Regions from separate parts of the Homo sapiens genome. Here region 2 is linked to region 1. Evidence: chromatin contacts called from ENCODE Hi-C or POLR2A ChIA-PET data. All regions are on one chromosome and are shown on one strand. Each heading gives the region's core, a stretch centred on a gene start or an enhancer-like site at or near the end of the contact. The rest is flanking DNA. Distances are from core to core; before and after follow the strand shown.

Region 1 (4,327 bases), core at 209-2,708:
GCCCAGGCTGGAGTGCAGTGGCGTGATCTCGGCTCACTGAAACCTCTGCCTCCCAGGTTGAAGCAGTTCTTCTGCCTCAGCCTCCTGAGTAGCTGGGATTACAGGCACCTGCCACCAAGGCTGGCTAATTTTTGTATTTTTAGTAGAGATGGGGTTTCACTATGTTGGCCAGGCTGGTCTTGAACTCCTGACGTCGCGATCCACCCACCTCAGTCTCCCAAAGTGCCGAGATTACAGGCGTGAGCCACTGCACCCAGCCAGTTCTTACTCTGCACTTACCATCTCTTACTGTTAGCCACTCTGTCAAGTGCGTATGTCATGGCTCCCAGGAAAGCTTGTAATCGATATAGTTTATATATGCCCTATTTCTATTAGATGTAGTCATTTAATGGCTGAGGATGACTGATTTGTAATAAAGGCCCATAATTTTAGGGTCCTATCTCTTCCAGCATTATATAACAATGTAAAATTCTTACTTTGAAAGTTAAGAGGCCTGGCATGGTGGCTCGTGCCTGTAATCCCAGAATTTTGGGAGGCTGAGTCAGGTGGATCATTTGAGACTAGCCTGGGCAACATGGTGAAACCCTGTCTCTATCAAAAATGCAAAAAATTATCCGAGTGTAGTGGCTTGCTCCTCGGAGGCTGAGGTGGGAGGATTGCTTGAGCCTGGGAGGCAGAGGTTGCAGTGAGCCAAGATCGCACCACTGCACTCTGACCTGGGTGGCAGAGTAAGACCCCATCCCTGAAAAAAGAAAGTTATGAAACTATAGCATCAGTACACTTCCTATTAACAGAGTTTATGTTGGACTTTGAAAATAAATTTTGCTGATGTAGCCACTTACAGTGAGAATTTAAGCTTAGTGCTTAAGATGGGCTCAAATCAACAGGTCCCATCGATGCTCTAAGGAGTGAGAAGAAACTATGATTTCTGCATTTGTTTTACTCCTATTTGTTTTAGCTAAGCATTACTTGTGATGTAGGGATACTGAAGAAATTCCTTTCATTTATAGGACAATTTTAATGCAGCCTCTGTAATTTCTGTGCTATCGTACCCAGATAACTAGATTCAGATAGAATGGCAGATAGAACTAAGGGTGTAATTTGTTTTTTTATATCTCTGGGACTTAAAATTCTGCCTGAGCTGGCTAAATAATTAATATTTCATTTTGCTACTTTTCATCTGCTAATCATTCTTGGAGAATACTTGTAACCTGCACAAACCTATTTTTATACAATAAGTACATTACGCCCATTTCTATAACACAGAAAGGCTGTTGTGAGGGAGGGGCCGTGTGCATTTTAAACTATTTCACTCTAATTGATGCATCATATAACAGCCCAACAGTGAGTCACCCTAATTCAAAATCTGTTAAGTCTGGAATAAAGCCAGTCTTACTTGAACATTTTTTTAGAGGACACTTTGGCTTGCCAAAAATGAAAGCTTTTCATAACGAACGTCTGGATGAGTAATAGTGAGTCTTACACGGCCTTTGAAGGGAGGTGTTTGTCATGGAGATTGTGACAACAAAGTCCCCACTAAGGCTCAGATGGCGGCAACCCCAGAAGCTTCATTGCAGAAATTGTGACAGCCCCTGGGCCTTGGCCCCTTCTTCTGGAAAATTGGCTTGGGGTATTCCAACTTTCTGTGGCAGTGAGTGAATGCAGTATTGTCATCTTAGTCATGAGCTGTAAACTGAAAAAAAAACCTAAAAAACCCCAAAAAACCCCAAAACCAAAACAAACCCCCTAATATTGTTTTCTTAAATGGAAAATATGAATGAAACAGCTTACTCTTCACCACAGTATGGTAATCTGTTTAGAGAGAATATTAATACACAACCCTACATAGCATATATATATGCATACAGCTAGCGAGCTAGCTAGATCCATCTTTGTTTTTCTTTCATATCAACCGATGTGTGGGCCTCAGTCCAAGAAGGAAATAAACACTTTCTCTTCTATGACATTTTACTGTTGTTAAGAAAACTGGGAGCGTGCAACTCCCTTTTGTGTTTTCTCCTCATCTCCCTTGCAAATAGACTTTCCTTTTATCAGCCACTGTGGTGGTTTGGGCCCATTTGTGACAGCCAGATTGTGATTTTGCTACTCACTTCCCTTCAGTGATCCAAGTAGTAATTACAAGCCATTTGATCCAAAAGCATCTGCTGTGAGAACACACGGAGTTTCAATTTTTTCTCCTTGCTGCATACTGAGCATAAGTAATTTGACATGTGGTTTCAGGACCATTGATGTAATAATAATAATAATAAATACTTCTGTGGAATGCCCTCCAAGGAGAGCTAAAGTGATTTGCAGACGTTCACTAGTCAGTCTGGAGTGACTGTGGCTGCAGCCCAGTGATGTTCCCGTGTCGTGATGGCCAGTTGGAGCTGACTGCAAGGTGATCTGAGCAGCAGTGGCCAGAACAGTGGCCCAGGGCTTTGGAACAAAGGATGATTCTCAGGAAGTTCTTTATAGTGGCCATCGCTGAAATGCAGTAGCTACTCCCAGTACAGTATAATGCCCTGATCCAGCCTCAGCTTCCAAAAAAAATCTTTACAATTTATGTCTTTCAAATGCAATTCCTCCCATCAGTCTCCTAACCACCCCACGAGGCTGGCGTTTTTAACCTCTTTTGAAGGTGAAGGAACAGAAGTGCAGAGGCACTAGATAACAGCCCCTAACAAGGCTGAGATTTGACCTGGATTGCCTTGCTATTATTGTATTTTTTCTGTCTCCATTTGCATTCTCAGGACCAGGAAACCTTGAAGAGGCTAGTTGGAAATATATATATATATATATATATATATATATATATATATATATATATTTTTTTTTTTTTTTTTTTTTTTTTTCTTTGATGGGAGGAAGTAGAGTAGGAGGCGTGGTAGGTGCGTAACAGTCCTGGCAAAGGTAGCCAACCGTGGAATTCTGGGTGGTTAAAAAGGTTAATTTAACATAGCAGCATCTTTGACATGGGTAACCTGGAAAAAGAGTTTTCCAGATGGCTCCATTTTTAATGCTTATTTTTAGGATTCTCTCTTCTTTTTATGAAAAGAATATTGGAGAATATTTCATCTGGCTTCCTGAAACTAAAGCATGTGTATTTTCAACTTGGATAGCATTGACCTTCCTTCAGAGAATTAATCCAACTTTCCCTCCAAATGGGCAAAGCTTACAACAACCTAAGAGATCTGTAAGCACCAAGTAGCTTTTTCTTTTTCTAGTTTTAATAAATTAATTTTAAATTCTTGGTGCTTCCTTTGAATAACCAGGTTTTACTTTTCTTGAACTGTATACATTTGTGAGGGTTGTGTGTGTGTGTGTGTGTGTGTGTGTGTGTGTCTGTCTGTCTGTCTGCCTAACACACACCAAAAATTACATTTAACTTTTCATTGAGGGACTCTCTTGAGAGGGTCTTACTCTTTGATGGCCTTGGCTTTGATAGGCGTCTTCTCTTCTATGGTTCACTAGATCTTGGGTCAACAGTGTAGACTCAGAAAACCATTGCTCAGAGCAGTTGTAGCACAGCACCTTGTTTAATGGATTTTAATAGGATTATTTCTTTTGTCCTTCCATCCTTCCATCTATCTGCACACTTTTCTCTTGTCCAGAACTTATTCTCCTTCAATAATCTGTTAATTTTTCTTCTCGAAGCTTCCAGAGAGCATTAAGAACTTGACACTATGTCAACAGATTTGAGTAAGATACTGAAAACGGACAGCGTTTACCCTTCTGCCTGTAATATGACTGTGAATTTCTAGTTGTATCCAGCTCAGCACTGAAGTTTTGGGTGTGTCCTGGGTGTGGGACGCACTGTGTTAATGGCTGAGGGAGAATGAGGATGCAGAAGACAAAGCCTCTGCTGGTATTCATCTTCTCCTGGTGCGGGACTTAGAAGTGACTCTCCTGTGAGCTGGGCTTTGCCAAATGCTGTACCAGGGACATAGGAGAGTAAACTCATCTAAGTGAGAGGACTTGAGGGCAGAGAAAGGAGAGATAGGAGAGAATTCATAAGACAGGGGCATTTTAAACCAGGTTGGAGGGTATATATGGTTTCAGCACTGACTCTACTTGTAAGGACGGTACAGCAGAGAGAGGAGATGGAAGTGAGCACCGGTGTGGAGCAGGAGCATGCCACTCCCTTCTGGGGAATGTTCCCTGAGCCATTCTGTTCAATGGGAACATGGTGTGTGGCTTAGAATAATGGAAAGTAATCAGGAGATTTGGGTTGCACCCATTTTATATAAAGGGAGTTAACTGCCAGGCGGGCATTCTGTGTAGTATAGTGGTGGTGTGAACCAGCTCATCCCAGACTTCCACCCTT
Region 2 (4,143 bases), core at 914-3,413, 2.4 Mb after region 1:
TAAAATGATGGAAAAAATTCACTGTGAAAGAAGTTGAAATAGGCCCCCATGGACAGGGCTGCAGGGAGCAAAATAGAAACCTTACTTGAAAATAAACATGAAGATGTTCATGATAGAGTTATTTATAATAGTGTAAAGGAAGTAGAAGCAATTTCTATGCATACCAGGAGGGAAATGGATACACGAATTACACTATACGTCTATGATGAATTACACTATACCTTTCCACTCATGCAGGCACAGGGTGGTGGCCAACTCAGCTCTAAAGCCAATGGCTCTAAAGTCATGCCCACGGAAAGAGGCAAGTGACTGATTCTGGAGTGAATTTTTGCTGCACTTGCTGGGGAGCAAAGCTGTCCTGGAGAAGAGCGTGTCAGCCAGGAAGCGGGGCCGACTGTTGCCACATCAGTTGCCTACACAACAGCTACAGTACACCTTCTTCAAAAGCCTGTGGGGCAGCAGGTGCCCGGCTGAAGACCACTTATCCCAGAGAGATGGCCAACCACCACGTCCTCGTGAATCACCTTTGCAATCTGCTTCTGTAAACGCCACGTTGTTAGAACGTCTTAAAATATTGATATCAAAGATATCTAATGGCTTATAAAAGTTATCCTTATACAATTTCAATGAAAATATGCAAAATACAAAATTGGATGTACATTGGGATCTTAATATATATAGGAATTATAAGGAAATATAAACAAGTTTTTTTTTGTGATTGGACTGGCAAGTAATTTTAGTTTTTTTCTCTGTACGTTTCTGATATTCCCTATGATGAGCATGTGTTACCTTTATAATTAGAAGAAAAAAAATCAGTAAATGTCATTACATAAACTCTAGCATTAATAGATATGCATTCAGCAAACATTTATTAAGCAGTACTTCTTACTCATTGCCTTGGCCTTGGCAAATCACGAATTCTCTCTAGGGGCTTTGTGTTTTCATCTGGATAATGGGATCCCACGGCCTTGCCTGACTCACAGAAGCATTATGAGGAACGGATGCATTAACCTGAAGAAGCTGTGAAAATAGCAGATTGCTTATCCAAGCACAACATTATGAGGCGTGGCGTGTCTAATCACGAACCCACTAGAACATGAGAAAGAAGAAATTGAACAAGACTGTAATGAGTTGTTTGGAATGGAAGCCCATAAGAAACTAAAACCAAAAAATAGTCAGCATTTAAATGCAGAGTGCAGAAGGACATTTCGGGGAGCCCAGGTCCTCAGAGCGTGGGGGTGTTAGCTGCCCTGTGCAAGGCGGTCCTTTATTGGAAATCGCCTCAGAGAGCATTGCTGAGTGTGGCTTCTTGCAACTACACCTGAGAACGACATTCACTCTGCTTCATTGAAAACAATCTATCCCGTGTGTGGAAGAAGCATGCCTTGCTGGGGTCAGGGCCAGGGACAAAGCTCAGAGGCCATGCTGAGTTTTCATCAAACACCTGCTGAGCAGCTGGCACGTGCCAGGACACGGTCTAGGCTGAAGGCTGCCATCGTAGTGCAGAATAGAATCCCGTGGAGGTTGGAAATGTTTACCTGCTTGCTTTTTTTCTTACCGTGTGTATTATTTTCAGTAATAAAATGTATACATATACAAGTGAGCACCTTCCCCTGGAAATTCTGACTCAGCAGGTAGAGTGTCCGACGGGCGCGCATGTGAGACCTGCTGTCCCGGCGCTCAGATACACATGGGGGACAAAAATGACAAAGCAGCCACCCTCAGTTTATAATTAGGAAACAGAAACTATACACGCACACCTGGCACAGAGCAGGTGCTCTCACCCAGACCTCTTGAATTGTTGAGTTGAATTTATTTATTTATTTGAGATGGAGTTTCACTGTTGTCACCCAGCCTGGAGTGCAGTGGCGTGATCATGGCTCACTTTAACCTCCACCTCCTGGTTTCAAGTGATTCTGCCTCCACCTCCCAAGTAGCTGGGATTATAGGTGTGCACCACCACACCCGGCTATTTTTTGTATTTTTTGTAGATAAGTGGGGTTTTCACCATGTTGGCCTCCCAAAGTGCTGGGATTACAGGTGTGAGCCACTGTGCTGGGCCCTGAATTTAAAAGTTAAACGCAGAATACATAGATGTTCTCAGAGGGTTAGATACTTTTTTTCCCTTAGTATCTGAGGTTTTTGTGGGTTCAGTGAGAAACCTGGGTGTTTATAACATATAAACAAAATGATTTCAGTTCCTCAACTCACACAGCTTTTCACAGGGAAGGGGCAGAAGATGCAGCTTGAAGGTATCCAGAAAACATGTGTGGGGCAGTCAGACGGAGCAGCTGCAGCCTGGGGGCGTAGGGGCTGTGGGGACCTGCAGTAGCCTGGTTGGCAACCATGAGAAGAGAGAGGAAGGGCCTATAAGTCAGTCCATCTGTGACCACAACACCCACAGCCCTGGGCAATGAAGGGCAGAAGTGGGGACCAGGGATGCCCAACTGGGGTTTAGCCGTGAGAACAGCTGGTGCAGCCTCAGAGAAGGCGCTGCAGAAGCTCCCAGGGTGGACGCTGGGACTCCTGGGCCAGAAGCTCTGTGAGCGTGGCGAGGGGTCTCTGCCTTGTTCCGCTGTCCCTGGCTGGCCCCTCATTTTCTGTTGGTGGGGCCAGGGCTGCTGCTGGGCTCTCCATGCGATTCTCTAGGCAGATTTGGGGTGGGGGCTCCCGAGAGGGTCTGTGAAGACTACCACTTCTCCAGGTACAGAGAGGGAGGGGACCCTAAGCTGCTGCCTCTCGCTGAGGTCAGCAGACACTCGATGAGCCACCTGAGCAGCTCATTCGCAGGCAGGTTCCAGGCCCAGTCCTGAGCTCACCACCCAGAGTCTGTTGGAGACAGGACCTGGGAATCTGCATCTAGCACAGTAATGTTTGAGAGTCACTGACTTAAAATATCCTCACATATATAGGGAGCGTTTTATGTGTGTGAAGTGTAGTGCTGTGGAGAGGGGCAGCCTCCTCAGAAAATGGAGGTTGTGTCAGCTAGGAAGCTGCTCAGGACAACGGTTCCCTCCCGCCTCCCACCGCCCCCCAAGCACCCACTGTGCCCAGGTCAAGGAAGAACCTAGAACTCCCCAACCCCACCCCTGCCCTGCAAGAGCTGTGCATTCCTGACAAGAGGCTGCCCAGGAGGTGAAAGGGAGCAAGGCGGCATGGAGGCTGGGGCCATGTGGATGTAGGGTTCATGGTCTTCCTGCGGTAAGAAGCCGGCTCCACAAGGGCCTAGTGTCTCCCAGGCACCCGGAGCTGGGCTGGACTCCTGGAGGTGGTAACTAAGGCAGAGTCCTTGCTCCCACTACAAGCCTGGAGGCTGGAGGGGAAGGCAGCCAGGTTGACTCAAGGGCCTGGATGGCAGAAGTACTGGCCAGGCCTGCCCTCCCAGGAAACACCACGGCCACCGCTTAGCAATGCTTCCTGGAAAGGCCCCTGCCCGAGCTTGGCCTGCCTGGGCGTTAAGCGTGCCTCTTCCCCAGCTCCAAGCCAGAAGAGGAGCCGGAGCAGGTCCGGGTGATGTGAGATCACCCAGGAGTGGCTGGTTTCTGCCTTGCCCTGCTCTGACTTGGGGGAGGCTGTTTTGTTTCTTCCCCCTTCCCGGAGTGGAATTTCTCTGTTGAAAGTGGGAGTGTGTGCTCTTATGCCTCCAATACCTGGTTCTCAGGTGGTGCTTATTAGAGAGACCCCATGGCAAGCACTTGCCAGCCCCAGCAGCTCCGTGTATCCACACTGTGTGTATCCAGAACAAAGCTGGTCACTTCTTTACATAGGATGTAAAAAAGATTGGAGTGTGTCCCCAGCCAGCAGGGGCATGCGGTGGGCACTGAACAGGACTAAGTGCGAACTAGGACCAGAGGCACAAGTCACGGATTGCAGATGTCCAGACCTCAAACACCCGGGGAACTCTAAGGCCAGACTTCTAGGTTAGTTAGTTGAGGCTGTGGGGCTGCGGTGAGTGAGGTTGCATTGCAGTTGCATTGCAGTTCTGGGACTTTTCTAGAAGCTGCATGGAAGCGAAACAGTGTGCTCTGGTGGGCTCATAGGCTTCAGGCTGAATTCAGTCATCCCCAAATCTAGCCATTCTGAGTGGCTCCCTAAGGGGGAACCCCTGTCTGCAGACCAACCCCAAGGGCCAGACAGAAAGCA

Evidence for each region. A loop is a pair of places that touch in the nucleus more often than their neighbours do. ChIA-PET counts read pairs that join two places held with the same protein, here RNA polymerase II (POLR2A). Pooled maps may share reads with other maps.
Region 2: a loop to region 1 is called in a pooled map, with 4 times the contacts of the local background. The contact joins two enhancer-like sites. A Hi-C loop is called at or near these places in 1 of 37 single-sample maps with no recorded cell type and 2 of 50 pooled maps. POLR2A ChIA-PET finds 5 or more read pairs at or near these places in 1 of 52 experiments (OCI-LY7).

The regions. Positions count from the first base shown.
Region 1 is chr6:155,169,858-155,174,184 of GRCh38, forward strand. All of the region lies in intron 9 of TIAM2 (TIAM Rac1 associated GEF 2), which reads left to right. Among named protein-coding and RNA genes, the nearest start is that of CLDN20, 92 kb to the right of the region's middle. RefSeq lists enhancers at 1,390-1,449, 1,490-1,909, 1,940-1,999. Within about 2 kb of position 1,459, at least 18 of the 41 ENCODE cell types and tissues checked have a DNase peak (open chromatin) inside an H3K27ac peak, as active enhancers do.
Region 2 is chr6:157,559,853-157,563,995 of GRCh38, forward strand. The region is part of intron 2 of ZDHHC14 (zDHHC palmitoyltransferase 14); the gene reads left to right. Among named protein-coding and RNA genes, the nearest start is that of MIR3692, 33 kb to the left of the region's middle. RefSeq lists enhancers at 1,556-1,685, 1,963-2,936, 2,046-2,125, 2,246-2,325. Within about 2 kb of position 2,164, at least 6 of the 41 ENCODE cell types and tissues checked have a DNase peak (open chromatin) inside an H3K27ac peak, as active enhancers do.